Linked DNA regions of Homo sapiens: region 1 is linked to region 2. Evidence: chromatin loops called from intact Hi-C (ENCODE). Cell type or tissue: IMR-90. All regions are shown on one strand. Links, peaks and the distances in the headings refer to the core of each region. The heading gives the core; the rest is flanking DNA. Region 1 has its middle 190 kb from the start of ZBTB20. Region 2 overlaps GAP43 (growth associated protein 43).

What was found. A loop is a pair of places that touch in the nucleus more often than their neighbours do. Peaks named below come from ENCODE experiments on the same cell type or tissue, not always from the same donor. Only the 100,000 strongest peaks of a DNase experiment are listed, where the experiment ranks them.
Region 1: it touches region 2 in a loop (1.8-fold over the local background); 1 of 110 quality-filtered maps calls a loop at or near these places.

The regions. Positions count from the first base shown.
Region 1 is chr3:115,332,345-115,349,352 of GRCh38, reverse strand. No RefSeq gene overlaps it. Among named protein-coding and RNA genes, the nearest start is that of ZBTB20, 190 kb to the right of the region's middle. In IMR-90, for the core only: no CTCF peak of the experiment used is centred there; a DNase peak (open chromatin) is centred at 7,982.
Region 2 is chr3:115,677,830-115,694,837 of GRCh38, reverse strand. All of the region lies in intron 2 of GAP43 (growth associated protein 43), which reads right to left. Among named protein-coding and RNA genes, the nearest start is that of GAP43, 63 kb to the right of the region's middle. In IMR-90, for the core only: no CTCF peak of the experiment used is centred there; no DNase peak of the experiment used is centred there; H3K27me3 peaks cover 180 bases.

The DNA.
Region 1 (17,008 bases), core at 5,816-9,815, 340 kb after region 2:
CAGCTCTTCTCATTGGAGAGGGAGACTCGATTTGGTAATAGTCATTATCAATGATCCAACACTTAGGTAATATCCCATTTAATAAAGAGAAAGTGTACATCAAATATCAAAGCCTGGCAAAAGTGCAAGAGTAATCAGCTACTCATTACTCTTAGTTATTAATAATTAGTTACTAATTAGGTATTATTATTAGTTATTATTATTAGTTATTAATAATTAGTTGCTAATTATTAATAACACTGCCTTGTTTCCATTGTACTTATATTTATAGTTACCTTCCTTTTACAGTGAAAGATGTTCCATTTACAATAGTATTAATAATACAAAGTTCCTTTTTAAGACAAATGTATTTATGGCTTTAAAAAGTCAATTGATATAAGAAAATATAAGTCGATCATATGATGGTACATGAATATACCAAAACTCATGAAGGTATTAAATGAATTACCTAGTAAATGGAAACCTACCTCTGTGAGGGCTATAAAGAGTGACTTGGTAGAGGGCTGTACACTGGAAACCTGAGCAATCCATCCAAATGAGACAATCTGGGGCAGCCAGGATTCTCTTCAGTATCTCTTTGGCTTACTTTTCCGGACTTCTCTTGCCCTAGTCTAGCTAACCTGACACTAAATCTTGTCTAGTTTTTATCTGAAACATGAATTCATATTGCTGTGAAATCTCCGCCACTCTATTCTCCCTTATCCAGCTCAGTCCCTCCAAATCCTGCACTGATGCCAAAAACTGCTGCTAATCTAACTTCCTCTGTCTGGAGGGTGGATATACCCATTAATGCCACCTTTGGTAACACTGACTCTTAGTTAACTCTACCTCCCGTGACAAGATTTATTGTCAATTCAAGACCAACAACTATTATTAGACTTCCATTCCAATTCAAAAAGATAAATTTTAATATAAATTTTTCAGAAAAGCTGGAAAAAGCATGTTTGTTTCTATTTTCTTATTGAATCAATCCAGTTCAACACAGCCTAATCATTAGCTGCATCATTCCACAAATTGGATACTTTCCCAAATACAGTGTTTCCTATCAAAATATATTTTCATTCCATGAAACAAAAGATCATTGCAGCTTCCAAAACCAAACCAAACAAAAAATCTCCTTTTTCTTTTCTTCTATCAAATCCATCAAAACTTCTTTTAAGATTTTAAACCAATTTCTTCTCAAAGTCAGTTTTCCTCAAGAATACAGTTTTCTGACCCCAGAACCTCACATTTATTTTGCTAGCTTTTAAATAAATTTTGTGCGGGTATCAGGCTAAAGGGGTCTTTAAAGGTTATCTAATTAACATTCCATGCAATGTTTGAATTCCTTCTGCCAAAAACTACATGGAAATGGCTTTCACTTAAGAATGTGTTCTATTGCTTGAAAGCCTTATAGCATTTGTTGTTTCTCTAAAAGTGATGAAATTGCACTGGGAAATCTGCGTTCACAGGCTGAGGCCTCTTTCAGTCTATCTGAGAGATGGATGGCCAGGGTTGGTAAGATGTGCTATCTGTGGCAATGTAACCATTTTTCTTATTGTAGAACTAACTGACCCATATAAAGATCAACTGATGACTTGGCCTCTTTATCACCCTGAACCAAAAGAGTCATCTGGACCAAATACTAAAAATTATGATAGTAAAACATTTATTTGGGGAGGATATATGTCCTGAAATTTTTTTAAAGACACAAACAGAAAATATGTAATTTATTGTAAAATTGCAAAGTTGCACTTTAAGAAAACTATAGGTATTTGACTATATCTTTTGGTTTTTATTCAAAAGAGAATGGAAGAAAATTAACATTTAATAGGTGTCAGTATTCATTCTAGGCATTTTCATCTATTTTATTTTGCTTAACCACAACAATTTATAGAGACTCAGATTGAGGTAATCTGTTCAAGATCACACAGCTAGTAAGCAATTGATCTGTGATTTAAAAATTTAACTGTAATGATGGATACATGACATTATAGATTTTTCAAAACTCATTGAACTGTATAACACAAAGAATGTACCTTATTGTAAACTATGGGCTTTAGTTAATAATAATTTATCAATGTTCATTTATCAGTTGTAATAAATGCACTACATTAATTCAAGTTGTTAACAATAGGGGAAACTGTGGGAGGTAAGAACTATATGGAAACTCTCTGCTCAATTTTTTGGTAAATCTAAAACTGCTACAAAAATAATCTATTTTTAAAAATTTGCTTAAATAAAAGAGTCATACAAAGACAAATTTAAATGTCCATTTACTCTCCTCCCATTTTCTCCCAAACTCACTGCAGTTTCATTTTCAAATCCCCAACTCTCGTTATCAACATTGCCCTTATCAAGGACACCTAAGACCTCTGTCTTGTTACATCTAATTCTCAATCCTCATCTTACCTGACTTACCAATAGCATTAGACACATTAATGATATACTCCTTTGTATACTCCTTTGCCTGGCTTCCACCCCAACACATTCACCTGATTTTTCTCCCTCTGCTCTGGCCCCTCCTGTTGAGCCTTTGCTGGTTCTTTTCTCTCTGACCTCTTAATGTTGGAGGGCCCCAGAGGTTAGGCTTTTTGACTTCCCCTCTTTATATACCTCATTTCTTTAGTGATTTTATTTACTCCGATGACTTTAAATTTAAGTTATATGCTGGTGACTGTCAATTTTGTATTTTTAGATTCAGTCTAAACTCAGACTGAAATAACTATTTAATATCTTCTATTATTATGGGCTCTCCGGAGAAACAGCCGACAGGAATAAATCACTTTATATTGAAATTTGCAGGCCGGGCGCGGTGGCTCACACCTGTAATCCCAGCTCTTTGGGAGGCCAAGGCAGACAGATCACTTGAGGTCAGGAGTTCGAAACCAGCCTAGCGAACATGGTGAAACTCCATCTTTATGACAAATACAAAAAATTAGCTGGGCATGGTGGCTCATGCCTGCAGTCCTGGCTACTTGGGAGGCTGAGACAGAAGAATTGCTTGAACATGGGAGGCAGAGGTTGCAGTGAGCCGAGATCATGCTATTGCACTTCAGCCTGGGTGACAGAGTGAGACTCCATCTCAAAAAAAAAAAAGGAGAGAGAGAGAGAAAGAGAGAAAGAAGGAAAGAGAGAAAGAAAGAAATAGAGAGAAAGAAAGAGTGAGAAAGAGAAAGAAAGAGAAAGAAAGAAAGAAAGAAAGAAAGAAAGAAAGAAAGAAAGAAAGAAAAAAGAAAGAAAGAAAGAAAGACAGAAAGAGAGAGAGAAAGAGAGAAAGGGAAAGGGAAAGGGAGAAAGAAAAGAGAATGAAGCAGACCCAGGAAAGCTGATGGTGCAATTGCAGGCTGCAGGAAGTCTTCTGGAGAATTAATACCCCCTTTCTTGAGGAGGACAGTCTTTTAGTTCTATTCAGGCCTTCAACTGATGGGATGGGACCACACATATTTGGAGGCCAATCTACTTTACCCAACGTTCACTGATTTAAATGTCATTCTCATCCCAAAACACCCTCCACCCTCCAAGTTGGCGTGGGAGATAAACCATCCCACATCTCAAATATAATTTGAAAAAAACACCTGTTTTTTCCCCCCGATTTAGTTAATGAGAACTTCTTTCCACTTGCTCAGTCCAAAAACCATGGAGTCATTCTTGGTTTGTCCTTTCTTTTACATCTCACATCCAGTTTTTCTTCTCACAACCACCACCGGTCCATGCTATTACTAACTCTTACTCAGAATATAGCAAATGCCACTTAACTCTCTCTGGCCTTTTTCTCTTACCCCCCTCCTCTATATATTACTGTTTGTCAAGTGGTATCATGCCGATAAATTACCTTGGGATCTTATTAGAGGCAAATTCTAATTTAGTAGATCTGACATGGGTCCTAAAAGTCTTTATTTCTAACATTGCTCTAGGAAATGTTGATACTCCTGGCTCACAGACAACACTCTGAATACAGAAGTCAGGGTGATACCTTTTATTTTAAGTTTATTTCATCTTTAATTTTGTTAATTACCATCTTTTTAAAACTTGCTGTACAAAAATAGTTTCAAAAGAAATATCTCAGTTGTATGTGTTTGTTGGCAAATCTTTCTATATAAGTTGGCATTCTGACTCTCTAGAAGTAAAAGTGATACCTTTAAAACATAAATCAAATTATGTTTCCCCTCTGCTCAAAATAATTCAGTGGCACCCACTTCACTCAATGTAAAAGCCATACTTCTTGCAACAATGCTCCAACAATGCTAAGTGATCTAAACTCTCCCTTTATCTCTTTCACCTTCATCTCCTATTCTCCCCTTCAGCCAAACTGGCCTTGCCAGTATCCCTCAAATAGGTCTTTATACTAGCTCCTCTCTCTGCCTGGAAGGTTCTTTTCCAGAGAGCTCCCTCTCATTTGAGTCCTGGTTCAATTGTCACAACATCAGTGAGTCCTACCCTAGCCATCCTATTTAGAATTGTAAGCATTCTCCACCCCAGCACTTTCCATCCTCTTTGCCCAACTTTATTTTTCTCTATGGTACCTTATCAACTTTACCATACTCCATAATTTACTTACTCATTAGCTGTGCTGTCTATCTCTCCCCTCATATATGCTCCATGAGGGCATTAATTTTTGTCTGTATACTCACTGCCATACCCCTATCACTTACAGCAGTGTCTTGCACATGGTAGATATTTAATAATCATGTATTAAATAAGTGACTTAAAAGTAAATGAATTGCAAATGCTATGCTTGTTCCAGGACATCAGACTGTATCTCCAACAATCAAAAATTTATCTTAACAAAGGTTCAGAAGAAACTGATTCAAAAGAAAGTCCTCGTATAAGCTATATCTAAATTTAGAAATGAATTAATTTTGATTTAGAAAGATAAGCCACCAATGTAGTGAAGTGCAATGCAATATAAACAGTGTGAGCTTGCTCTTATTAAAATATATGCTGAATAGAAAAAGAGAAAGGAAGAAATATTAAATGTTAGCAGTGGTAAGTTATGGGTAATGCACACTCCTATATTTTCCAACTTTTGAATAAAAACAAATAAGTGGTAACAGTTTTAATCTATGCAATATAATTGTATTTTTCTACAATGTCAAATTTTAAACGCATCATTTCTTTGATGTGTGCTAAAATGGATATAAGATGCTGCATTAACCCATCTTTTTTGTTTCAAATCACAGAACCCATCTATGTATTTCAAGCAGAAGATAAATTGGTTGAAGAGGAATATCATAGAATCCCCAAAAGCTCACAGCCAGAAAACCAGACTGAAGCTCAGCTCTGAGGTTGATTTTCCCAGAATAAGAGCCAGGTCACTCTGTCACTTCCCTGAAGATGTGATCTACCCACAGCAGGGTGCATGGAGACAGCACAGTTCTCACAGCACAGGAGACCCAGAAAGCCACCATAGGAGCAGCCCAACAATACCCCTGACTACCCATGCCCCTCCTTCGTGTTCCACCAATGCTGCCAGGGAGGGAGATTTCAAACAGCACCTTCTTCTTCGGTCCTATGCCTGTGTCTAGAAGCAAGGGAGGTAGAAGAGACTTACAGGACTCTAATATAGGACTTACCAAAATATTTAAAAAGTACTTAAGAGCTATTAAGGAACCGCAATTATGACACAGTTCTGCTGTGTGTCAGACTCAACCCCAAGACCTTCAACACTATTAGGTCTCTGGGCTCAAAGCAGTGGTTTCCCAGAAAATGCCTAATGACTGTGTCTTTGGGTAGGGGGACACCTGTTTCCCAGCATTTGCCTGTTTCCATGCTGTAAGTAATCGCACCGCAGCTGATCTCTAGCTATCAACATGGCATCACTGAACACAGAGATGCACAGTAGCCCACATAGTGTCTCCACCACACAGATAATTCTAAGTTTCCTTAAAAGCAAAGCAAATAGTAAAATCTTGTAAAACAAGTAGGAACTGATAAGTTTGAAGGATTCATCAACTTTTAGTATAATTTATTTAAACTTGACAGTTATCTTCATCTGTTCAGGCTGCTACAACAAAATACCAAAGACAGACTGGCTAATGAACAACAGAAATGTATCTCACAGTTCTGGGTGCTGGGAAATGCAAGATCAAGGTGTTGGCAGATTCTGTATCTGTTGGGGGCCTTCTTTCAGGTTAACAATGGGGCCTTTAGCTGTGTCCTCACACGGCAGAAGGAACAAGGAAGTTTTCTGGAGTCTCTTTTATAAGGCCACACATACTCTCACCTTTATATACTCTCATATTGACGATTAGGTTTCAATAAAGGAATTTGGAGACCGAGGAACAAAAACATCAATCTATAGTAAAGGAATATACAATTTAATTTTTAATAATGAATGTTTAACAACCAGCTGTCAGGATTTTTGAGTGCTTAAGAATTGACTCTCACAAGCTGAACAGCCAACTCTAGCACACCACAGGCTCAAAGTAGATGACATTATTATCTTCTTACATAGCTGATATCTATATAGTCTTGACATCAAAAGCTATACAGGTTTGCTTTTTCTAAAATAATCAGATAATCTTTTCACTGAAGATAAATATTCCTAATGTATTTTTTAAGAAGGGAAATGGAATTCATATTAACTTCTTTGCATTCTCATTGTCATGGGGCATCTGCCTTTATTTTTGAATGTCTAATTTAGGGCCTCTTCTTAAATGTTCAGCTTTGAAAGCCTCACTCAGTCACAGCTATCACTGAGAGTCTATTTTTCCCTGTTAAGATCTCTCCTTAATCAGAGATACATATAAACCAGTTAGGTTTATACTTTTGGGTAATTGATCACTGTATTTAATCTCTCAAAGTAAGTCTGTGCATACCCGAGACTTCTGTTGCTGCATTTGGGTCTTTTATCCCCCCTAGTATCCAGCTAATTCTTATCCATGTCCCAATGCAGATATCACTCATTCAAAAAAAGACTTCTGAGCATCTCATGTCCTAATGCAGCCCCGATTAAAAGTCCCTTCTCTGTGTTCCCACAGAAACCCACACTTACTTTTACCATAACACTGAGTAGGACACTGATCATAATTTTTTTTTTTTTGAGACACAGTTTCACTCTGTTGTCCAGGCTGGAGTGCAGTGGCATGATCTTGGCTCACTGCAACTTACACGTTTCGGGTTCAAGCAATTCTCCTACCTCAGCCCCCCAAGTAGCTGGGATTACAGGCACTCACCACCATGCCTGGCTAATTTTTGTATTATTAGTAGAGATGAGGTTTCGGCATGTTGGCCAGGCTGGTCTCGAATTCCTGGCCTCAAGTGATCTGCCTGCCTTGGCCTCCCAAAGTGCTGGGATTCCAGGCAGAAGCCATGGCGCCTGGCCAACTTTTGGAGACTATTATTTTACTTGTCTGCTTTTACAACCACTTTAAGGGCAGGGATTCTGCTTTTCTGTCTTAAATCCCCAGCTTGGTACAGTACTACAGATGCAATAGATACTCAGTTCATCCATTTATTCATTCACTGACTCCACACACATTGAGCATCTACTACACGTCAGACACTGTTTTAGGTGCCAGTGATATAACAGTGAAACAAATCCTGCAATTACAGAGCCAATATTATAAAGAAAATATGAGTAACATAAACTATGTTGGATGATAATAAGTGCTAAGAAAGAAATTAAAATTATAATTTTTAAAAGTTAAAATAATAAGGGAAGTTTGGGGGGCAGTGGTGGTGGGTTTTAAGTAGGATTGTCAAAGAAGATCTCATTAATAAGTTGACACAAAGACAAGAAGGAGATGAGGAGGCTAATATGAATAGCCAAATACCATTAGATCCCTCTCTATTTTCACAGGGGAATATAAAATGGGATCTTTCTCAGCTGTTTCAGACATGGGCTTGTTGGTTTCTAGCAGTCCTGCATCCCCAAGCAGCTCCCACCCCCAGGGCAGTTGCCATCTCCACATATTGAAGTCTCCTTTCTCTTCCTCCTACTCCTCCATTCAAACCTCAGTTCCTCTCACTCTTGTCTGACTCATCCTGCTTTTTTTTTCTTGGTCATATTTCTGTGTTCTGACTCACTCAGTTCTAATCAATGAGGATTTACTTCCTATGTGGCCAACACAATACTAGGTGAGAGGAAAGATTTCAAAAAAGCACAAGGGCCGTGAGAACCTTCTGTCTAAATCCAGACAAGAGACAAACAAGTCCCTTCCCTCCACAAATGCCTGTGATGATGTCTTACTATCTATGAAGTAATCTCTATTTAACAAAGTCAATGCATAAGATCAAAAAAAAGGAATGTACATGGTAAACATCGAATCGGGAAAAGGTTTATTCATTATCAATGCCTGCATCTTCTAATTATTTCCTAAATTCAGGTGTTAAAAAGGACGTTTTTAGTAAACAGGTAGTAACTGGATATACATTAGTCAGGTACTCAAAGCATTTGTATTCATATTTTAGCAAAATACCTCTCTTCCAGATCACACTGTAACAATCATATAGCGGCTAAAACAACAACAACAATTGGGTTGTTGTTGAGCAATGAAAAGTTTATTTTTAATGATTTTAAAAGAACATGCAGATTTGTCCAAATTGCATTTTTTATTTGTTCATGTGTTTCTAATTTAAAGAGGGCAGCGTTTTGCAAACAGAGCTGTATGAGTGAGAAAGAGCACTTCTAGCATCTTGGTTTGGTTACAAAGAAAGAAGGAAAAGATGTGAGCAACTGAACACGTGCTTGGTGACAGGTACTGCAGCAGGTACTTTCTGATATATTACCTTATTTAACATATGCTGTCTCACAATAAGCACCCACGAAAGGTGGAAGGAAGGTGATATTACTAGCCTCAGTTTAAATAAAATGAAATTTAGTTACTGAGAGTTTGAATAAGTGTTCTGATGAGACATAGCTTGTGAGTGGCAGACATGGGATTCTAATCAAGGTGTGTCTGACTCTGAGAGCCATGGTTTTCCCATTATCCATGCTTCTCTCAGATAAGAGCATTATGCTCATGAGGCCAAGTCCATGAGGCCAATCATCCCCTTGTGCTGGCTTTAATCCAGGCCATAGTCTGCTCCCTCTATTCTCCAGATTCAGGTTAGATCTTTATAGATCAAAACTGTCATCAAAAAATATATCAGAAGAGAATGTATAAACTGGATGGGTAGAAACCCATCCTGACCACTGGATCAACAAGGCTGAACACATGTATTATTGATGATGGGCCATTAGTGCCGTCTTTGTTGTGGTCAAAAGCTCCAACAACCTGGCCTCTCTTTTCTCATAAATTTATGTCACTCCCCATCCTTTAAACGACAGGGCATTATCATTCACCATGTCAAGAAAGGGAGTTAAGGATTCCAGCTGCCTAGATCAGGAGAGAAAATGGCCACATGCATTTTGGCTAATCATAACCTTCTTAGTGGAAGAATAACCAGCCAAAATTTACATGTCTGCTAATTCACTGCTTCCCTTTCACTGGGGAATCACAGTTATGACCTGAACTCCGGTCTTTAGCGCTGCTGCTTTAGCTGTAGAAATGATGTGCTGTGTGTGTTTATTCTGATACCTGGATACACACATGGCAATGACTGGAGTGGTTAATTAATAACATAAATTGAAGGGGTTCTAGGGCCCCTTAAGGGGAGATAAAATGAATCTGAAATCCAACAAACAATAAATCAGTGGACCTCAATCTGTGCTGTAGTTTTTCTGGCTGCCAAATTTTGATCAATATGTAAAACTTATTTTTACAGCAACTAAGTAAACACATGGATTAGTAATATGTGTCAAATGGACTATTGAGCTGGGTAGATTTTAACACATTTTGGAAAAAGAGGTACATTTGATGCCAAATGAAAATAAGAGATATATCATTAAGTCAAACCTGCTCCGAAGAGAGCATTTGTTTACTGGAATATTTAGAAACTCTATTTTGCAAGTGTGTAAGAGAGTTAAAATCAGTGACCTGCACTAACATCCAGTCAGGGGCTTTTAAAAAGGAACAAAGGTAGAGCTTAGGAGTGATAGGAATAAATCTAGAACCTGCTTCTAGGGACTTGGCTCTATTTATTTATTCATCCATTGAGTCTATCAACAAATGTTACTGAGTACTTACTAAATGTGGTAAACAGTTCTAGGGAACTATTTCAAAGGGCACCAGTCACAGATAGAAAAACACTGTCAGTTAATGACTACAGAGCTCAACCAGGGCCTTAATTCAAGTGCGAAGAGCATCATAACGCAGTGCACTTCTCCAGCTCAATGTGTGTTTATCTCTCACCTATACAGGACCCACTGGGGACCTGCAGCGTCTTGTAACTTTTAATTGCTGGTGAGCCTCTGGCAAGTGTGGCTTACCCTAATACACTGAAGAAGTATCCATTGCTTTCAGTTTTGTCCAGAAAAGTGCCCCGGTCAATGGCAAACCTCTTTAATTGGGCTTTTATCAGGTTCTTCCCTCGAAGTAGGGACGGCTATTGGAAAGAGAATCAGTGTGGGTTTTAGGGAGTGCTGACACATGTTTTTGAAAATGAATAGAGGGGGTGGCTTCTTTTGATGTCATTGAAAATCACTTGCTAGAATGAATTTGATATGGATCAGCCACAAGGGCTATGTTATTGATGGATAACACAAATGAATTCGTAGCAGCATTGAGGCCTATTGATTCTATCTCCTGTACATTTTGAAAGTGCTATATGGCCAGTAGCCTAAGGCTTTGTCTCTGTTCAGGGATTTGGGAGAAAACTGACTACTGCAGAAAATGAATGTGCATTTGCTCACTTTACTACTGAAAGTACATTAGTTTCCTACAGCTGCCACAGGAAAATATCACACGCAGGGTGGCTTAAACAACAGAAATCTCTTGTCTGGAGTTCTGGAGGCTAAAAGTCCAAGATCAGGGTGTTGTTAGGGTTCCTGCTTTCTGATGGCTATGAGGGAGAATCTGTTCCATGCCTCTTGCCCAATGTCTGGTGTTTTGCTGCCTATCTTTGGTGTTCCTTGGCTTGTAGAAGCATCACCCGGATCTCTGATTTTACATTCATATGATGTTCTGTGTGCATGTCTATGTCCAAATTATCCATTTGTATAATGACTGGTTATTGAGCTTGGGCCCACCCTACCACAGTCTAAATTTCTGTTAACTAATTACATCTGCAAGGACTCTGTTTCTCATTTGGTCACATTCTGAGGTACTGGGGGTTAAAACCTCAACATATGAATTTGGGGGAGATGTGATTCAACTCATAAAAATTGGGAAGAAATAGACAAGGCCTATATCCTGTTTCATGGAATGAACATATTATCTACTGTAGAACATTTCCAGAAGCCAACCAATATGGGCATAACATAGAGAAGTCTCATAAAATTTGCAAAACTGAAAATGTGCCCCATTCCAACTTTGTCAGATCTGCCTTGTGGCCATTTTATCCATCTAGGTGATCTATTTATTAAGTCTTACTTATAAAAATATTTAATGAAATAGGTCACTGAGGTGGAGTACTTTGCTTTAATTAAAGTAAAATTTCTATTATACCCTATTTTTCATATTGGTTCTATTGTAATACCATAGGCATAAATAAAAAGTACAGAAAATATTTGTAAACATATTTCCCAGAAAAATTTGTATTAAAACAATAACAAAATAATCATAAAACTCTAGTAAATTTTTTAAAAGACACTAAAATGAAACTATAAAATAATACCTGATATCCTGTGAGCAGATTTATGTGTCCCACATGGACATCCCTTAGCAATTTGGCTGAGATTGTTAACAGCTTTAATTTATACTAACATTTCTTCCTCTGCATTCAAGATAAATATTCTATTTTTTAAAACTTTACTCCATAGTTTGAACTTAGTAGCTCTGCCTGGTAAGACCTGTGTAGTTGTTAGAATAGTCCAGGCTGAGAAGATAATAAGATCAAATTTGCGAGTTGAAATGTTTGATCCTTGCTTATCATTGGAGCTCAGCCTAAAATTTGCTAGAACATGTGGTTGTCTAGCAACCAACTAATGTCCTATAATGATCTACAAATTGATGCCTGTGCTGAATGAACGTTCTAGTCCAAACCCAAAGCTTTATATAGTTAATTAAAAGCTAATGTCCTCATTAGTAGCTGTTGGGGAGGCTCAACAAGTGCAGTCTGCATGTGCTAAATGTTGAATATTTATTAGACATGATGTTAAATACAAAGTAGGAGGAACTGGACCATCCATCTGTTGACAACTATATGAATAAAACGGTGATTTGGAACTGCCCGATCCATAAGTAAGTTCAGGAGAGCTGATGCCTGCCATACCATTCAACTGAACTGCCTAAATCTACATTGCATGTTTCCAGTTCATGCATTTTTTCTTCACCTGAGAAGAATGTCGTTATTAACAAGTCCAGACTACTCCCAGTCCAGCAGGTAGAGCCCAGATTGCTTATTCTATTCTGTCAATCACCTTAGTTCATCATAAAGTTCGCAGGAAAAAAATGAACCTTTGATATCTATCAGGCCCTTTTGAGACACTAAAATAAGAGTAAGCTTAAAATACATTAAAGGTTGAGAAAATTATCTTTGCTTTGATTTCTGTTCACACAACTACTCGCATACAGGGGTCATCCTGACATCCTCCTTTGTTTCATTTTTGTTTTTTTAATCTCTTTTTTAAAGATATGGCTATTTTGAGAAAATTCTCTAAATGTCTGTAACTAAAACAGATAACTGATTAGTAAATTATTCAGTTGACATACTGACCATCTATTATGAATTTAGGAATTTGCTAGATTCTGTGGATAATAAAAGAGAAGTATTCCAAGCAATTCTTTTCCTCCATCACCAAGGAACCCAGTTTCTACTTAGGTGTCACAAACACAGCAACTTTTTTTTTAAATGAAGTAGGATTACCAGTTATGTTTCTTTTCTAACCAATTTCCATAATAAACCACACCTTTCATATCATTAACTCAGAACATGGTTCTATTATTAGCTCCATAATAGCCTTATTTAATTCTGTCTGCTCTGATATGGTTTCTTAAGTTTAAGACCAGTATCTTCTTGTTTGTGTCGTGTGGACCTAGACTGAGTGAACATACTGCCCAGAACATAGTAGGTACTCAATGAATATTTAAGAATAAATAAATGAAGCTTTGATACTGTCTCTTCAGTCCCCAGGTCTATTAACACATGTCTGCGATGCCTCTAGACAAACTTAAGGACATCTCTTTGGCCACTAAGTAAAGATATTAATGGCCTATGCTGATGTCAAAATTCTGCCTTATTAGTAACCTCAACCAACCAACCAACTTAGATATCTAAAAAGCCCATCAGCAAAAACAAGTATCTTTTTGGTAGCTTTATATATTGGCATTGTCCAACAGAACTTTCTGCGGTGATGTATGTGGTCTGCACTGTCCAATACAGTAGCCACTGGCTATCTGTAGCCAGTATGATTGAAGAACTAAATGTTGAATTTTATTTAATTGCAGTTAATATAAATAGCCACATGTGGCTAGCAATTACCATATTGCACAGCACAGTTCTATATGTTTCAGAATATGAATGTAAATTAAACACCTCCCAGTTTGTTACCATAGTTGGTAACACAACCTGGCTTCCTGACTTGTGATGTTTGGTCTATATTCTAGTATGTTTCTTTGCTCAAGGACACAGAAGTAGACAAGGAGTGAATCGAAGTCTAGCTTTATTATGGGAAATTTTCATTCTGTAACCAGAATTTAACATTAAATGTACCACACCAATTTCCTTTCTTTCCTGATGCCATTAAATAACACCCTTAATTTGAGAGCAGCTTTTCAAAAAAGAAAAAAGGGAAAAAAGAAGAAAGAAAATTTCTACTTTTTTCTATATGGCATTTTAAATTTCAGAAACATGATATGAAAAAAATGTGCATCACAATTTTAAGATAGAAAATTACTCAGGCTTCTGATGTAAAAAAACTGACAATTCCACTTTTGTCTGTTGTTGTGTCTGAAAATATGAATTGCAACAGCTACTAAATTCCTGAATAGAGGTGTGTGTTCCTTTCTGAAAAACAATAAAGTTTTCAAACTATATGTGTTTCAAAGACATGGGCTTTTTAAGTTTTAAATTGCTCATTTTATTAAACGTGTTTGATTTTTCAAACTCAGAATTTTGGGAAGCACTGATGTTATTCTCTGCCTTTCTCTTCAACCTTTTAAATCTCTCATTCTCTCCTTTTACACCTGACTCCTTCACTAAGTCCCTAGATTTCCTCCATTTACCCAAGTATATTTTTACTATTAACTGCATAATTTAATAAGAGCTTTGTTCTTTACTTTTAAGTTGATAATTCTTTCTTTCTCAAAATAATAGCTGAGCACAGTGGTGCACAAGAGGATCCCTTGAGCCTAGGAGTTCCAGGTTAGCCTGGGCAACATAGTGAGACTTCATCTTAAAATAAAGAAATGACTAATTTAACTGCTTTTTAATCCACATCATTGCCAATTAATTTTGTATTTTGTCTCAGTTGCCCGCACTTTTTTTAAAAAGTGTACCTTAAAAAGTTCTTTTATAGCAAAGTATTATAGTGTAAAAAATAATACTTTGCAAATTTAGAAAGAAAACAATTTATTTCACTAAAGTAATAATTTTCCAAGGCAAAGAAGATAATTTTTGTTTAGGCATGGCAGAGTTCAAGACCAAGAGTATCTTATGGTTATCTTAACTGATTCCTTAGTCTAAATAAAAGTTACATCTGGCAATGAAGCTGTGCTCTCCTAGATAAAGGAAATTATAACAATAGTAATAAAATAATAACATATCTGCCATGTCCCAGGAACTCTGCTAGAAATATTACATACATTATGTCACTTAATCTTAATATCACTTTCATTCTATCCCTTTCCCTCACACAACACACACAATGCACACACTGCCAAAACATGGAAAAACCCCAAATGTCCATCAACTGATGAATGGGTAAATAAAATGAGGATATGTCCATACAGTGGAATATCGTTTAACAATAAAGACGAGTTAAGTTCCAATACTAATGGACCTTGAACACATCATGTTGAGTGAAAGAAGCCAGTCACAAGAGACATTTTGGCAACTATAAATAAAGCTGCCATGGACATATATATATGAGTTTTATATGAACATGTTTTTATTTATCTTGGGTATATACCTGGGAGTAAAATTTCTCAGTCATATGGTAACTCTATGTTTACCACTTTGAGGACCGTTGAAACTGTTTTCCTAATGCACCATTTTACATTTCCACATGTACAAGGGTTCCAATTTCTCCATATCCAGCAGAACCTCTTCTTCCATCTTACACATCTTCCAGTTTAGTAAAGGGGCATTTCACACAAACATAAAACCCAGGAAAGATTTTCCAAAGGTTAATTTGTATTGCTGTTGAATTTTCTGGAATGTAAAAGGGAAAGGGAAAGAAGAGTTCATTGTAGGTGATATTTGGGCTGTTTGCATCCTGGTCTCTTGGCTTGGAGAATAACAATCTGAGGTTCTTTCTCAATTCCAGAAGATAACCCACTAGAAGTGCCTAATTCTTTGAATTTCATGCATCTATCATTACATATGGTTTCCTTTTGTATAGAAAAGGACATTAGTTCTGGTTCCCAGGCTAAGCATGATCACAACAACCAAGTGTAAAGTGCTTCATTCAGGGACTGGCACATAGACAATTTTCAAAATGTACATAATTATTATAGTCATTAGTATTTTTTACTAATATACAAAATATACCAAAAACTGTTGGTCATTTACAATGCTGGAAGGTTGCATTTCTTTCATTATGTAACCAAAAGATGGCCTTCCTATTTAAATTTTCTGAAATTCTGAAATTTCAAACAATGATCTCCATGTTTTCCTACAAAAACAAACAAGCAAAAATCTCCAAAAACTGCGATAATTTTGTACATTCTAAGGCTTTGTACATTCTAAAATTTTGACTTGAATTTTTTTAATTTAGATGATACAGCATATTCCATGGAGCCTAGCAATGTGCTGGATACACATTAGGAACTTAGGAATTACTTACTCAATGAAGGAGAAAGAGAATGAAGAAAAAAGGCATGGAAAGGAAAGGAAAAAGGGGGAAGAGATAAAGGAAAGTTAATTCAGAAATTTAAAAATGCTCCTGGGATATAGAAGAGTAGGTATTCATTACAGTATAAGAATATGTAGAAAGCCAGGATCTGCATAAATTAAGTACCTCCAAAGTGTGTTGTGTAATATGTAAGGCTTTACGAATATTTGCCTACTTATGACTAGAGATGGTTCTAGCTGAGCTTAAGTAAACTGGTAGATAAACATCTCAGTGACTAGACAGAAACTTGGATTCTAAAAGAATGATATTTTATTGTTTGATCTACCGGGAAAACTTACAGGAGAAGATTGGGCACCAAAATTAAACAGATGAGTATAAGAAGGTTGTTAATGCCAAATGGGTTTAAAAAGACAACATTCTAAAAATTGAAGCCCCTGATATTTGGTTGAAAAATATGACTGCCAACCAAATTAAAATTCCTAGAGATTAATTTGAGAGATTTCAACAGCCATCACTTTCAGTCTGCAGAAAGCACTCACCATTAAGTTTAGGCTGTATAAAGAGAAAAATATACATAAAGGCACAATGATTAAGGGGTTGAGACATGAGAGTAGAAGCTGGTGATCTTAAACACTGAAGCTACAAAGCAGATACCATGTGATAATGGGTGTAGCAGAACAAGCTTTTCCCAAAAATACCAGATGCCCATACCTTTTCAGCCAGTCTTCTCTTCTATCAACCTTCCTTCATCTAGAGTTCAGACTGGAAATAGTTTATCAGCCAATCTGTATTAAGTGTTATATTTACCCCCAAGTGTATTTGCATTCTATTTAGGGCTAGTACCTTCTGGCCAAAATAAATGATGTTCTATTGTCAGTGGCAGTTAGACAAGGAGATGTATTTTGGATAGAATGGGGGAGGAAGTATGAAGGAGACAGAAAGGACCTCAATAGTACCTCAAAGCATACAACATAGTTAGTTACCTCCACCATCATTTGCTAAGTAATTCCTACATATCTGATTAGGAAG
Region 2 (17,008 bases), core at 8,275-12,274:
ATTAATCAAAATATTTGATAAACCAGAATGTTTCATTCCCCAATTAACACTGGATAGCACAAAATTTACTGTAAATGTGCTGTTCCTTTTCTATCTTGAGGATACGCATGTTGAAAAATAAAAAATAATTATGGAAAGGGAGCAGAAATGAGACTCTGATATACTCACTAGCCCTGTGGCCTAAGATAAGTCATTTAAGTTCTCTTGCTTCTGTTTCCTCATTTGTAAAAAAGGGACAGTGATATCCCTCATCATAGGATCATTGTGAAGCTTAAACAAGAAACTCCATGTGGAGCTTTTAGCAGAAAGCCTGGCACAAGATAAGTAAATGTTATCTGTATTTTGATCATCATCGGTATTATTGTTGCTATTGTAATTATTCTATGGCGAGGGCCTAATAAGTGAAGCCAGACCAAAGACTGAGTAATTCAAAGCTATCAAATATGCATTAGGTTGGCTTCACATTTTAATTAAGGCTTGAGTTAATATTAGAAATATAGAGTCACCATTGTCTTTGTGAGGAAAGCCCGATTAATTATAGAAGCTCAATAGACATACAGGGCTTGTGATATATTCATAAGGATTTATTCCAGATAGATGGCTTCGGGGTGGAGCTGGAAAAACAAGCTATGCTTCGATTTCTGGGCTGCCTGTAACAGCAGCGGCAGCCACTCAGGGTTTCAAGAGACGCTCTCACAGCCTCCTGAATGACTGCTCCCCCCTCCCCTGCAAGTGACGGGGACAAATGGCTGCTGTCTCACCACACATCTCCTCTTCCCATCTCCTCCACCCTCCGCCAGCCCACCGGGCACGTGCCAGCAATGAGCTGCCTGCCTCACTGGGATGCTCAACTCCATTAATAAGCCCTGGAAGGCTGATAATTGGGGATTCGTGGAGCCTGCAGTTTTTCAATAAGCCAGGTTGTTATGGAAACCAGCAGCAGACCTCCATGTCCAAATTATTGATCCTAAACAAAATAAAATAAAATAAAAGTGGGGAGCAGGAAAGGATCATTTCAATCCATCCTCTCCCCTGCCCCGCCCCGCCCCAGCCCCCATCATTTTATTTTAGAAGTCCATTACCAATTTGCACACATGAGACTTCACAACTCTTCTCTCTTTCGGTTTCCTTCTCAGCACTCCCCCACCCCTTTCTTAATTACAACTGAATGTTTTTTCACCTCTAGCAGAAAAATCAGCTGAGCAGGGTACCAAAGGCACACCAGAGTAGACACTCTAAATTGAATTTAACACCATAGCATTAATGCTGTTTATTTGAGCCAAGAAAATCAGCAATGAATATCAATGTGCTTTCCTCACCGTTAAAATAAATAATAATAATAATAATAATTTAACAGGATTTTTTTAAATGGTCCCAGAGTCTCCCCGTGGCTCTTAATATGTATTGTTCTCTAGCAAGACGGCCAAGCCACCACCCAAGATGACTAGCCCTGTGTGTTGAAACCAGGGCCCAGCTCTCAAATTGTCAGAGGAAAGGGGGCAGCATTTCCTTGGACTACTTTTAAAAATTAGCTGACAACCTTCTTACAATAAAAATCCAATTACTCCCTTTGGTTAATAAATTCAGGTATGATGCAAAGAAGACACCTGAGAGGGAGGCCTGGAGAGAACACTAAATGAATCCAGCCTGGAGGCTGCAGTGGGCCTGGAATCGCCACCTCCATCTCTATGTTGAAAAGACGAGGACACCATTGTTTCCTGATCAACTTCCCATTTCATCCCAGCAGAGGGCACCAGTGTAATTCTGTTCCCAGCTGTGGAGGCTGAGTGGAAGGCAGGCGTGTCAGGCGTCACTCTCCAGGAAGAAATGACCCCAGGCAAACTGCATAGCAGTGCAATAGGAACAACTATTGTGATTGGGTCCTATTTTGAAGTTAATCCTAAATCAATTTTGATTTTTTGGTCCTTCGAATATGACCAAAAACTCAGTCTACAAGTAGATTGTTAAGTCACTTTAACAGGTATGCTGAAATAATATTAATATCTTTGAACTGAATTCATAAGTGTGGATTGTGCTTTGTGTACACTTCATAGAGACATCAGAGTCATTCTGGGAGCAAAAATAATATGGTGAAGTAAAAACTTTAACCACCCTCTATTTGCTGTTGGACCAAGACTGAAAACTTCCGACCACTTCAAGGTCCAACATACCCTACCTTCTCCTCACTGGCACAAACTACTAAGGCCGGTATCCTCACCAATGCTTCATCATAATGCTCATTTCTTTTCTTCAGACCCTACCCACTATCGTGGTCTCTGAATTCCTTTGCCACAACTACAGACTGCAGTTTGCAAGCAGTCACAGACTTATTTTGTTCTATACTGGTACTGAGTCTTTTTTGTTTCTGTTTTCTTTTAAGAGCCTTACTTTTCTCCCCATCCAGACTGTAACTTCCATGACAACAGATATTCACTTTTATAATCTACATCCCTCACAATGCCTGTGTAGTGTGGAAATTATACGTATTAATAAGTACAAATTAATTGAATGACAGTAGAATACAGTCCTTGCGATATCTGGGTTTATCTCCTCTATTCTGATGCTAACTCATTGTGGGACCATGGCCAGACCATGCAACTGAATCCCAGAACATGCTTCATCGTTCATTAAAACACAGGCACACACAACTTCTCCTGGAGATTGTTCAAGCATAGTGCATCATAATATTTTTGTGCAGTGGTCCCAGTAGAGTATCTGATGAAAGACAAGGTCATTTTGCCAAGAATATCATCCGTATGCACACACAGTATAACATGTTGCAAATAATCTTAGGAGATGAAAGAACCCTCCTGAAGCCCATCCAGTTCCCAGGCTTAGGCAATTTTTAAGTTTCCTTTTAGGTCTAAGACTGTAGGATTGAAATACAAGATGTGACAAGTTATAGCTGGTATCTACCTGGAAAGAGTGTGTTAGCTATTTCCCTTAAGGTATCCCAACCTTTTCTATTGAATCCCTAGATTGCAGTTTCTGAGGGACAAATTACATGAAGCCCAAATTAACCCTAACATCACTACCTGGTAACCTTGGCTGACTTCCAGGCTCAATCATTACTGATAATGTAAGGACTTGGTAATGTTGCTGAGCTACAAGGTAGGCCAAATAGAATAGACTCTGACTCCCAAAAGAGACTGCAAATCATTATGTGTCTCTCTTGCTGGCCATAAATCATGTCCTATTTGCACGTTAATTTCCTTCATAAAATCAGGTGTAGTACCAAAGAAAAAGAAAGTTCCCCAATAGCTTCAGCTGAAAGGAACAGGAACAATGGTGACTTTCTATTAGGCACTTACTGTGTGTTCAATAAAATACCATAATAGACACCTTTTACACATGATCTATTTAATACCGACAACCACCAAGTTCAGCAATGAGGATATTTTATTTCACAATGACAAAGCTGACGCTGAATTAATGGCATAGAGCTGGTTAGGGACTGGACCTTTGATTCAAACATAGATAGGTCCGATTCCAAGATCGCTCTGATATTTCTCCTCCACTGCAGGCCTCCAAGCAAGAGATTTGGCTAAATTCATGTTTGTTGCAATTCTGTCTATTGTTGCAGTATCCACTGAATAATATATTTGTCTTTTGTATTACTTCGAATACAAAATAGTACTCTGAAATACTTTACTTTGGGTCACCAAGAAACCATTGTTCTCTTTATTTGCTGGATGAAGTAATTTCTTCCACTATTTTACCTGTAGGAAGATGACAGATTATCCATGCTTTTACCATCTTCAATTTTAAGATTTGCCCAGAGGGGGCCAGGCGCAGTGGCTCATGCCTGTAATCCCAGGATTTTGGGAGGCCGAGGCGGGTGGATCATGAGGTCAGGAGATTGAGACCATCCTAGCTAACATGGTGAAACCCCATCTCTACTAAAAATACAAAAAGTTAGCCGGGCATGGTGGCGGGTGCCTGTAGTCCCAGCTACTCAGGAGGCTGAGGCAGGAGAATGGCGTGAACCTGGGAGACGGAGCTTGCAGTGAGCTGAGATTGCACCACTGCACTCCAGCCTGGGCGACAGAGGGAGACTCCGTCTCAAAAAAAAAAAAAAAAGAAAGAAAGAAAAAAAAAAAAAAGATTTGCCCAGAGGATCTTCATATGGGGAGAGGAGAGTATGAGGATCAAAAGTGATTATTTCAGATTATCAGAAGAAAACTTAGGCAAAATGATAATAATTGAGGACCTACTCTATACCTGGTTCTTTAAATATGTTACCTCATTAAATCCTCATCACAACTGTTTAAGGGTAACATTTTAATCTCTATCTTATAGATGAAGACACTGAAGGTTATACAAATCATTAAAACCATGCAGTGAGGAACCTGAGGTTGAACCCAGGACTGTCCAGTTCCAAGACTGTCTCTTTATGAGGTGTTCAAAGTAAAAAAATGTTTCTGAAACATGCCTTGTAATCTGAAACTTCTTATGGAAATAGGCCTACATTTAAAATTGTGAGATTATGAAACTCAATCCTTTTCTTTTCCTGTCTGGAAGCAAGCAGAGACAATGTCTCTTGGTTTGTTGAGGCAGCGCTGGCTGGGGACTGATGCTGCAGAAGGGCTCAGACAATGGTGGGCAGGGGGTGGCGGGGGGGTCTCTCCTAGGGGAGCTGTGCCCCATCTGCCACTTAGATCTGCTCAAAGACAGAAAATCCATTTGTCAAGGAACCCTTTAGGGCCTGCTGTTTGTGAAGCCAAGAACAGAGAGCGCTAGTGCTGGAAGATCCCATAAAACCATCTTTTACCAGCAAGGAAGGTAAATTGGCCTTGGCCATGGCCAGAGAGCTTGTCAGAAACAGAGCTACAAGAAAACCACGGCTGTCTCTTGGTACTCAGCTCAGTCAGTGCCTTCCCCTGCTCTTCAGCGCCCCTCCAGCCCTGCTTCTCCCACACCTCTTGCTTTCTCGCCTATTATTCCTTCTTTCTCTTTTCTACCATCTATTCTTTCTCCACTTTGCCCTTGCTTATTCTTTCTGCCTCCCCTGATCGATTTCTGGTCCTCTTCTGCTTTTTTTCCTCCCACTTTTTTCTCCATTTTCTACCCCATTATTCTTCCCTCCTACTCTCCCTTTTCTCTATAGGAAGTAAAGAATCTCTATCCACATCCCCACCTTGTTCCTCCTAAGGGCCCACCTTCCTTTTTCACATTCTGACCAATTTTCCTTCTCAATCAAATATCCTCATTCAGACTCAGAGTGTCTGGGTGCCTAGGAAATATTTAGAAATGGGTCATGGAAAAGAAGTTGCTGATGTATAAAATTCCAAAGAACTGGGCTGCAAGCAATAAAGATGGACACTTGCCTGAAAAACTCTTAGCTTTTCTTGTGGGGCTTCAAATTTAAAAAATTAAATGGTTCTTTCCCTTTCAAGCTGTTTATGAAAAGAAATCTCTCCATAGGTGCAATCCATATTATTGGCCAGTCAGAGGATGTCTATTGAGAGCCTTCTATGTGCTGTGCTCTATTCTGAGCACTGGGGCTACCATGCAGCCTTCAAGAAATGAAAAGTCTACTGAGAGGGAGAGAAACTGAGGACGACACAGATAAACACAGTCGTTTTAGGCACTAAGAATGCTACGGAGAAAATAAACTGGGTAATGTGATGTAACTGTTGGCATTGGTAGGGGTAGTGCAGTGCTGTTCTGCCCAAATGGTCAGGGAAGACTTGTCTGAGTAAGGGACATTCAAATGGAGACCTGAGTGCCAAGAGGCCAGGGCTAAGAGGTGACCATGGGAAGCTCAAGGGAGAAAGCAAGTGTAAAGGCCCTGGGACAGGAGCAAGCTGTATACATTCAAGAGACCTTAAGAAAGCTATTAGGGCTGGAGAATGGGGAAGAAGGGCTGAGCAGAAGGACATCTGATCAGAAAGCTAAGACGTGAGATCATATGAGGCCTCCTAGGCTGCGGAAGTAAGTTAGATTGTATTCAGATTGCAAAAAGTAGGCAAGCATTGGGAGGTTTTTTGTGGGGCATTGATATGGACAGGTATAAATTCATAGCTTTGTATGAGTGGTTTTTCAAGTAGTCTACTTGAATTTATAAGGAGTGAGCATGGCATTATGGGACCTATCCCTTTTACCCAGCTGAATTGTGTCACGTTGTGATGTTAATCACTGAAGAGGCATTTAGGATGTCAGTCCGCGGAGTTAAATAAGAATTGGCCCCATTGCCCAGGCATGTTTCCTTTTGGGGCACGTGCTTCAACAGAGGCACAAACAGCTATCGTCCACTAGGGCTAAGGAGTGGGAGAAAGAAAGGCGACAGATTTTTTAGAATTTTTGAGACTGATTTCGGCCTTTAACCTTCTAGAAATCTTATTTTTGTGGATATTCCAAAATTGTATAGATAGAGTTTTTTAAATAGTATCCCATCAGAAGGAATGCATTATTTATACAATTATGTTGACACTGGAGTATAACTAAAAAATATTACTGCATTATTAGCCTATTTTTTAAGTTAAAGTACCCATGGATATAATAATTTTAATAATTTGAGGCCAGGGGCACTGGCTTATGCCTACAATCCCAGCACTTTGGGAGGCCGAGGTGGGTGGATCACTTGAGGCCAGGAGCTTGAGACCTGGTGAAACCAACATGGCGAAACCTCATCTCTACCAAAAATCCAAAAAATTAGCTGGGCATGGTGGCACACTCCTGTAATCCCAGCTACTCGGGAGGCTGAGGCAGGATAATCGGTTGAACCCGGGAGGCGGAGGTTGCGGTGAGCCAAGATTGCACCACTGCACTCCAGTCTGGGTGATAGAGTGAGACTCCATCTCAAACATAAATAAATAAATAAATAAATAATAAAAAAATTTCGTTAGTAACCCTGGGTGAGTCACTCAAATTCCATTTTTTTATGGTTTATACTACAAGTCAAATTTTAGAATTTGAGCAGTATCTGTTTGTAAAATAAACAATTCAAGCTAAGTACAGATTGGATGCCTGCCTGAAAAGATGAGTTTTGAATTATGTTGAGTTTTAATCTTGCCAAGATTGAAGACCTTTTGAATTTGGTCTTAAGTTTAAAACAGTAATTTTTAATTATTATTAGTTAAAATGTGAAATCAAAGTTTAACCAAGATCACGAAATAGTTTGGTAGAGGTGTAGGGGATTGCGAGATAGGACCCCAATCCTAGGAACCCAATCCTTGTTAACCTGGCCTCTGCAAAACAACCGCAATTCCCAGAAACTACTGCTGAGATGCTGCTCCATGGAACTCCAGGCTCCAGCAACACAACTCAAAGTTCATTGATTGAGGATTCTAGAAAATAAATTTTCTTTGGGATTATGATTTGTAAAATATCATTTAGAAAATAAATTCTGCATGGTTTTAATACCAGTGGAACTAAAATTAAATGGAACAGTGGTTAGTTGCCTAAAGCCATGTTTAGAAGTTACTCACACCAGTCCTATCTGCGACTACACAATAGGACTGTAATATGAATCAATTTTCTGTTGACCTTATAAGTAATACACAAAATCTACTATATCATCAATATGGGTGCAGTTATCCATACTCATTGTGAAGATCAGCTTACAGTAAATGAGATCGATTGGCATTGACTCTTTTATTGCTGTCCACATGTAGACAATAAGTAGCTGAGAAATTTCTGAAATTTGCATTTTTCAAACTGTACTTCAAGGCTCAGAAATGATCTACCTAGAGGGTAGGGATAGATGCAAAAAAAAAAAAAGAGGGGGGATTTCAGGACATCTTCAGTCATCTCCACTTTCCCCTATCATTCTCAACCAAAGCTTCTCTGCTTTGGGGTTTAGTGTATATATTTTAAACTCATTTGAGCAAATAGTGCCTAGGCTAACAATTTTGAAAATGTCTGCCTTCAGCAATTACTTACTCATCTGATTCTACCTCTGTGAAGACATTGTTTCACAATGTTCCTCCTAGCACGAAAAGCATCTTTCTCACTAAAAATTAGTATGAGGGAAGGAAATAGTCAACTCTTCCTCTGCATTAAATGTTAAATGGTTGCAAATCAATCTGAACCCTGAAATCATCTCCGAAAAACCAGCTGAGAAGAACTATTGCCTCCATCAACATGTCTATTTTTAAATTTTCCTTCTTTTCTTATGAAAGAACATAATAATTTTCAAACTAAGTTAATCATGAGAAAGAGGTTTTAAGAAAATTCTAAAATTTAGTATTTTGGGTTCCAAGATTTGAGAATTTTATATCTGATGATTACTTTTAACTCATGTTTAAAGTTCCTAAGTATCCATTTTATTATAACCTCATAAATATAATAAATTATGCACTTTCCTTTAAAAAAAGATGAAAAGCCTTTCAATGCATTAAAAAGATACAGCTCAGATCAAATTTTGAGGACAATGTACAAATTCCTTCAGTAGCAATTGCTTTTCTAATTGAATACAAGAATACCAATTCTAAACTTTACTTTTCTTCCTTAACCTTTAGCAAGTGTACAATGCTCAACAGAAATGACTGCGAATGTTGAAAGTACTTCTCATGGCATCACATATATATGTACATAACTATGTGGTTTTACAAATGTATATTTATATGCTTCTACACTGATACATTATTTGGAAGTTGATAATTACTATTCTTAGTATTTTAGAATTATCAAAATAAAATTAATCAAATTGCTAAAATATAATGATCTGGGGTATGCTGGAGCTGACTAACGTTGGCTGCTGACAGCAAGATATTAGCACTTCTTCCCAACTGCTTATTTGGAGATTACACATTGGTAGCCTGAAATCAGCTAGGATGGGAGTATTTATACCATAGAAATTGGCAAAAACTACAAATAAAGGCTGTTAGAGTTTTGTTTTATTTTTTGGAGAGCCAGTTTACCAGCATGCCGCTGCAGATATCTGATAAAATCATAATGAATGGTTTACACCTTGGTGGCAAGAAAAAGAAAACTAACATATCTTCCAATAGGGGCCAGGTTCTCTTATGAATCTATTATAATTAAACCACCAATATCAAAGGAAGAGGAAGGAGGAAATAAAAAAAATCTTCCACCGCTGGTTTTCCTTCTAAAAGGATTTGATTACACCAATGGGGAGAACACTGAAACCACATTACTGAACTCTGCGCTTTCTTAGCCCTTTAAACTGGAATAGAATTTCACAAAGTGGGGCACATTCTGTCTTTTTACCAAATACATGAGGGTGACTTTAAGTTGCAGTTTTTGTGTAGGGAAGAATCCTTTCAGCCTCCCACTGCAATGTCCCTCATGGTCTGTAATCTGAATAGCTCACAGGCTGTACACAAATTATGTTTGCATTAAGGAATGGGAAAGCCTGTTTACTGGTCTGTGTCCCAACACTGTTGGTTTGGGAACACAATAACAATTCACCCTACAGTGGAGCAACAGCAGGTTCAATAGACTCTTACACACCTTGCAAAGATTACTTAATTGTGTCAGATGAGGAAAGGAAGCCAAGGAACCTGGCAAATCATTTCTTCCCTGGGTGTTTCTGTCACACACTAGCAAGGGCCACCCACAGGTCATTCATGTGGCTGGAGTGAAATTAATCACCTGCTTTCAGTAGGGAGCAGCCTTGACTTCCTCTAGTTCTCAATATGTTTCTGAATATAATGCAAAATGCTCACACTGGTCTATGAAGCCCTAAATGGTTTGAATTCTGGCAACCTCAGGGATGACTTACAGGCCTGAGTAACACTAAACTTTCCAATGAGCTTCTGTATTCATTTTCCTGGGTCAGTTTAGGATTTTATCTAAGGCATAATATTATTCATTCAAAGTATTGTCACAGATGCAGGAAAAGCAACAATAAACAACACAGACATGAAGCTACTTTTTCCACTGAAGGTTAAAAAGCTGCTGCAGAATTATGACCTGAATCAATTTATTTATACATGTGTGTTAACTTGAATGAAAGGTGGTGTCTCAAGTTTTTAAATAAATGACGTCTCTTTTCATTGGATAAATTTTATCCTTTAAGATTCAGATGAGGCAACCTCTACACCAAGAACTCTTCCTGGATAATGTTCCCCTAATTAGCCAAACCAGGGTTTTAGTTCTTAGGCACTATAAATTTCATCGTAGATAGCTTTAATCCCAACTCTTAACTCTCCTCAACCCACTGTAGGTTCACAAACATATCCTGATTACATGAGCAGCCGAGAAACGACCATTACTCTTCACACACACCCTCAGAGAGACAAAGGGTGTTCCTGGAGCCATTCTCTACTTCTTTTTGGGCTGAAGGGTGAAGAAAATGTGGAACTTACCGTTCTTCCAGATTTTCCCTACAGTCTGAACTCTTGGGCAGCCCTTTCCCTACATATTGAATGTGTGTGTATACATATGTGCTTGGAAATTGGCAGAAGGGTATACTACAGGCATGGATACAGTGCTTAAACATATCTAAATTATATCCTTCACTTTGTCATACACCAGGGAAGAGAACATTTTTTTCAAGGCTATAGAAATGTTCATCTCCACTTTATCTGAGAGACACACACATTCATCATGCACCAGTAAGAAGGGACCATTTTAAGTAAATGGCTTCTGGTTTCTATTCCAAATTCCAAAAGATTCTACTAACTCATACTGGAAAAACAAAATAAAACAGGGGAAAAAAAAGCCTTCAAAAGTTATTTCACTGTATATGTGCCACCAGGATAGAATATTTATGTTGAACATGTTTTACAAAGAAAGGCAAAAAGCCTTCCTAGAATACTTTCTTCCCCTGAAGATATCTTAAGAACTACAATTTCCCTTCCAAGTAGAATGGTGTGAGATGATCAAACTGAAATATTTTAATTCTCATAATCCTCTAATTTGTGATTTGGTGATTACAAATAAGTGTGAGGATTGCTGAGTAATCACATCTAACTTGTATATCTTCCATACCACCTTTTCTCGGGACGTTCAATAGCCCATTTCAAATACTTAGACCTGTTAGTTAATTTCACTATTGGTCAAATATCCAACGACTGTGAATGTAGAGTTTTAAAAAAAAGAATTGGAAGAGATTTGTATTAGCTTATCCATATAATACTTTATGTTTTAATGACAGTCTACCGACAAAATTTTAAAAAGCTTATCAGATGTCTATCAGATGTATCCATTGCTCTACATAAGCATCCAAGGTTTTATTAACCCTTGAAGCTGTTTAATTACTTTAATGAAATAAAAGCATATAAAAATACACTGATATTGAATTAAGTGTAAGATGGAAATGAAATATTGATAGCAAATTATGGCTGTCTATAGGCTATAGCCACTGTAGCTATTATAGCTATAGTTTTCCATCCAGAGACAGGGTTAGGAGGATTATGAATCAGAAGTCCAGTCATATCAGAAAACATCATTTTCAACTCTTTATATTCAATCTCAAGTGTAAGACGGGATTAGAAACCTCTACTGAGATATTCTTGCTGTCTTCTGGGCCTCTAGTCTAATAATAAACTTTCTTAGAATTGACTCTTCTAGATTCTTTGCCCCTCTATCTAAACTTCTCTACTATCAACCCCATCCCTTAAGCCCATTATCTAATAGTTAAGAAAATAAGGGACTATGGAAAAGTGAGGATGGTTGGCTAAGAAGCCATATGTCCCACACTTCAAAGATGCCTCCTTGGTCTACCATTGCAAGATTGTCGTGTGTGTGTGTGTGTGTGTGTGTGTGTGTGTGTGTGTGTGCGCGCGCGCGCGCACGCGCGCGCACATGTATGTAGAGAAAAAAGAAAAATATTTTATGAATGTGTGTTAATATCTGAATAATAGTCTATATTTTAAGAAATATTAATTTTTAGTTCCAAATGTAGTTTCACAACTTTAAAATTGGGGGAAGAACATGTCTGTTTTCCAGATTCTTTTATGAGGTGACAGTAACAATTTAATAAAAGCTATGAAAGAATGAATGAATGGCCTCAACAATATGAGTCATGTGACTCCACAACACATTCCTTCATCTTGTCTTTTGTCTGCTTACTTTTTTAACTAAAGAGTTAATAAAAGGGCCAGGCGCAGTGGCTCACACCTGTAATCCCAGCGAGGCTGAAGCAGGCGGATCACCTGAGGTCAGGAGTTTGAGACCAGCCTGACCAACATGGTAAAATCCCGTCTTTACTAAAAATACAAAAATTAGCCAGGCATGGTGGCAGGTGCCTGTAATCCCAGCCACTAGGGAGGTTGAGGCAGGAGAATCACTAGAACCCAGGAGTCAGAGGTTACAGTGAGCTGAGATCATGCCACTGTACTCCAGCCTGAGCAACAGAGCGAGACTCTGTCTCAAAAAAGAGTTAATGATTGCTCTTTAATTTGTCTCTTCTATTAAGTTCTTTAATATTTTAGTTATAAAGGTACCAGATCCTTTGGAAATGCACTTGCCAAAGGGGGGTAGACCTAAGCAAGAATATAAAAAAGATACTGATTCTGATAAGCTAAACTTAGGGTAGCAATTGCCTACAATAAATAAAATGACTTTCATCTGATTGAGATATGAAAATTTCCATTTCTAGTTTTCAGATCCTCCTGGCATAACTGATGTATTTGATGGAGTCAGTAATACATCTGTTAAGAACAATCATTTTCAGCTGATCTTTATAGCTCTCTCAGGTCTAATAAAACAGTACTTGGAGCATTTTTGAAATAAGAATCTAAGACTCAGAAACAGTTTAATATCCCTAATAATTCTGGGGTGATAGGGCTGTGAGGGAATTATGATCAGGAATTATAGTAGTTACTAGACACCCATCTGTAAATGCTATCCCTAATAATTCCCAGACAAGAGTCTGGAATATCCAATTATCCAAAGAAGAGAGATGTTCTTATATTATAACACATTGTTGGGGTCCTTAGACATTCCTCTCCTCTTTGTTTCTTCCAGAATAGCACTTGGATAAGTGTCAGGGTTCAGCATGTGACCTCTCAGACTCTCAGGGTTTGGCTTCTGGTTCAACATTGCTAGCTGTCAACAATGATTAAGTCCCATAGTCTCCCTAAAGCTAAGATTTCTCCTTGTAAAAAGGGAAGGGAAAATTACACTACTACATTACTACCACAGAGTGGTTATGATGATTAAATGGAACAATCCCCACATAGCACTCAGCACAGGACCTGGCAGTTAATAAATGCTCATTAAGTGCTACCTATTATTAGACTTTTATATGTTAACTCTTGAAAGAAAACCTTAAAAACCAACTATCGTAGTCCCTTTTCCTAAGGATGAGATGAATGAGGTCCAGAGAAGCAATAACTTGCCTAAAATCTGGTTGGTAGAAATACTGAGACTAGAACCCTGGTCTCTTTATTTCAGTTCAAAGATCTTTTCCCTGCATTATATTACAAGGCAGGTAGGACAGAGAATATCCTAGTAAGGTCCTGGTTGGTATTTCCCAAAAGCATCAGATCACAACAACAGCTAAGATAAAAAAGAAAATGCAGAAACTGAGACAAAACATAACACCTTAATAGAGAGAAAGAACTGTAGGGCTACAGTTAAGGTGAGGATTTAGAGTTCAATCAGTTTGATCCTCATTTTGTCACTGGCTGTATTTGTGGCCAGAATATCCATTTACTTTGTCCCTATTCTTGGAATATAAAAATAGAAAGAAAAATATTATCAAATGACATTGGGCTGTTGTCAAGAAAAGCCAATAAAAATGATTACTCTAGCAATATAAAAGTGCTCCATAAAAGCTTAATAATCAACAGTATTTAAGAGGTATACCACTGAGTATCTGACAGGGTGCCCATGTTTTATAAACAGCATTTATGGACTTCCACAACCAAAATTTTCATTCTTTGTGAGTTGTGTATAAATTTAGGAAGTGGTTGAAACCACATTTCAAATCAAAGCCGCTCACGAGGCACCCTGCCAAATAAGTGTAAATATCCTTGGAAAATCTCACATCTAACACACAGCTTGGTAGAAGTGGACCTATCTTTTGGAAAGCTGAAAAATAGATGGTTACCTTGGGTCTTAGGGAAAATATTGTTCTGGGAAACATAAATAATTTTTTAAATTCAGAAATATGAGCTGGGTATTTCATTTTCTTATACACAATTATCATTCTAGAAATTCTAAATTTTGCATCTATTCTTTTCGTTAATAATTTGAGTATCAGGACATACATTATATGCAACGTTTTTATAGTAAGCAGCAGACTGCATCTTAGCCCCTGAAGCACTGCCTCATTCATATTTTGTCCAAAGTGCATTGGCATAGGGAAGTGCCCTGTACCTAACTGCAGAATTTAATTGAGATTATGAATATGATTGTTTTCAATGTCATTCCCTGAATTTCATACTACCCCCATACCAAGTAAGAATTCATTAAGGTCAAAAGAGTACATCTTGTTTTTGTTTTGGTTTGGTTTACTTTTTCTGAGACAGGGTCTCACTCTGTCACCCAGGCTGGAGTACAATGGCACACAATAATGGCTCACTGCAGCCTTGACCTCCCGGGCTCAGGTGATCTTCCTGCCTCAACCTCCAGAGTGGCTGGGACCTCAGGCACACACCACCACACTCTGCTAATTATTTATTATTTGTAGAGATGGGGTCTCCTTCTGTTGCCCAGGCTGGTCTCAAACTCCTGGACTCAAGTCCTCCTGCCTCGGTCTCCCAAAGTGCTGGGATTACAGGCATGAGCCACCGCACCTGGACAAAAAATCATATCTTATTCATCTTTGTGACTCCAATACCTAGCACAGAAGAAAGTTAATATAAAGGGAAGGGAAAAAGAAAGGAAGAATAGAAAAGAAGGAGACAGAATGGGAAGGAAGGAGGGAGGAAGGAAGGATAAAAAAGAGGAGGAAGAGAAGCAGGGAGACACTAAGTTAATTTTTCTATTCAGGGAATGGCAATAGGAAACTCCTCCCTCTTTTCTTGATCATTACTGATGGCATCAATTTGCAAGATGTACTGAGACCATGAAAATAAAATGCAGCCAAGATCAACATACAGAACATTTAAAGTCACTCAGAGCTACACTTCCAACTAGCATCAGTCAAAGACCCTGTGGCAGCCACCCAATCAATATCACTGATTGATAGCCCTCTGGATAGGTTACCTTGGTTGTACCACATCACTGAATATGACCACAGCAGAGTCCTCTACTGGGGAAAATCAATAGGCTACCATGGAGAAGAGGAGACGTAAGAGAGAATTCCTTCATTGAGAGCCAATGAGCACAGTGACACTGCTCAGCAGGAGACCCCAAGGATATAATCACTAAAGGGGGCTTCAAAGTTCTCTACTCATGACTGAATGGGGCAGTGTCCCACAGATGTTTTGAACACTCCTCTTCCTCTAAAGGAATCATTGTCAGAGGTGCGCTGAAATGTTTTGGTCCCAGGCACGTAAAAAGCTGGGCAGGCAGCGTGGCAAACTAGGGAGAGGTGGACATACTTGGAGAATTTAAAACAATGACAATAACCAACCAACTTCAAAGATCAAAATACAAATGACATCCCCCCATAACAAACAGGTTGGTAGTAAATAGTAAAAGAAGTAAAATAAATAACATTTATAGTTCCCCCAACATTTCCATAGGTATTAAAGTAATAATCATATCTAAAATTTTTAAGCCTGATATTCACAGAAATTATTTTCTTAGATTTTCTCTTTGTACCTATTTTTCCCCTTAACCCTGTTGCACCCTCTTAGATTGTCTGTCCACGCCCCTCCAGGCAGCTGTAGAATCCTAAAGCAACCCATGGTAGCCACCCATTTCCGAACAGTACAGCCCAGTGGAAGATGCTGCTACTTTAACCCAGGTTAAAATGAAATACAGTGGAAGGCAGAGGAAATGCAGTACAGGGCACCTGGGAATTTGGACCTGATATGATGTGATAGATCTCCTTGTCACCTCTACCTTCTGTGATCCCATGAGATTCATCACAGCGGAGTAATTTGTGCTTGTCACATAAGAGCAGGCAAGGCTACTAGATACCTCAACCCAGAAAGAAACGACAGGCAGCATTTCTGAATCTAACCAAGAGGACAGTACCTACCCAACTCTAAGAAACACTGTAAATTGCCCTTTGTGATTACCTTCAAGTTGAACTTCACCTATTGTTTCAATCACCTTTGAATGCCCATGATAAAGTCTGATTAATTAAGATATTTTTCTGTCAGAATCTGTAACATTTAAGGCAGAGAAGAGTGCTGTTTGCTTTCACTGACCAGACACATTTTTAATCAAATAAATGAATAGAATAAGCAAATATGCAAGAGAAATATATAAATGAGTGAACAAATTATTATCTATAATTTAAATTTCATCAATTTATATTCAATATTTGACATTTGTTGACAACTTACTACATAAAATATTTCATTAATTCATTTGCAGTTAGTTATCATAACCTGAAACATAATAAAACTTAATTTCTTTTAAAATATATTATATATTAGACTTCCTACTGATTCAAAAAATCCTTCTATCAACCCAAATCATAAGCATATACCTAAAATCACATCATTTCTCTGTTTCCCACAACTTTAGAAATCCCAGTTAAAAAATATGGTCTGTGCCATGTCAGATATGTTCTGTATTTAAAAGCATGATTAATTTCTAAGATGTATGAAAATGACACATTAAGTAACTTGTGGATATGCAAAGTGATTTCCAGACATCATACCTGAGGCTCAAACCTTAAATCTAAAGAAAAGTAGTTAAGTTTTGCTTTGCTGAGTAAATTAAAACCCACACCCCACTTTTTATCACATGCCTTACCTTTTCCAGGGAAAAATTCCCATCTTCTAAACCTCAATGTCTGGCCCCTGGGACAGTTGTGTGTTAGAATAAAGATTCAAAATGAAAAGAAGCATACGATTTATCCAGAGCTGGAATATGCCAATAACAATGTTAATTAATATAATCTGGCATCATATTCATAGAATTTTAGGGATACGATGAAAGAAGTAGACCTAAAATATCTAGAATAGTCACCTACCATATTGTAGTATCTGATTTTGGGGAAATGTATATCAAGGTAAAAGTCCAGTCA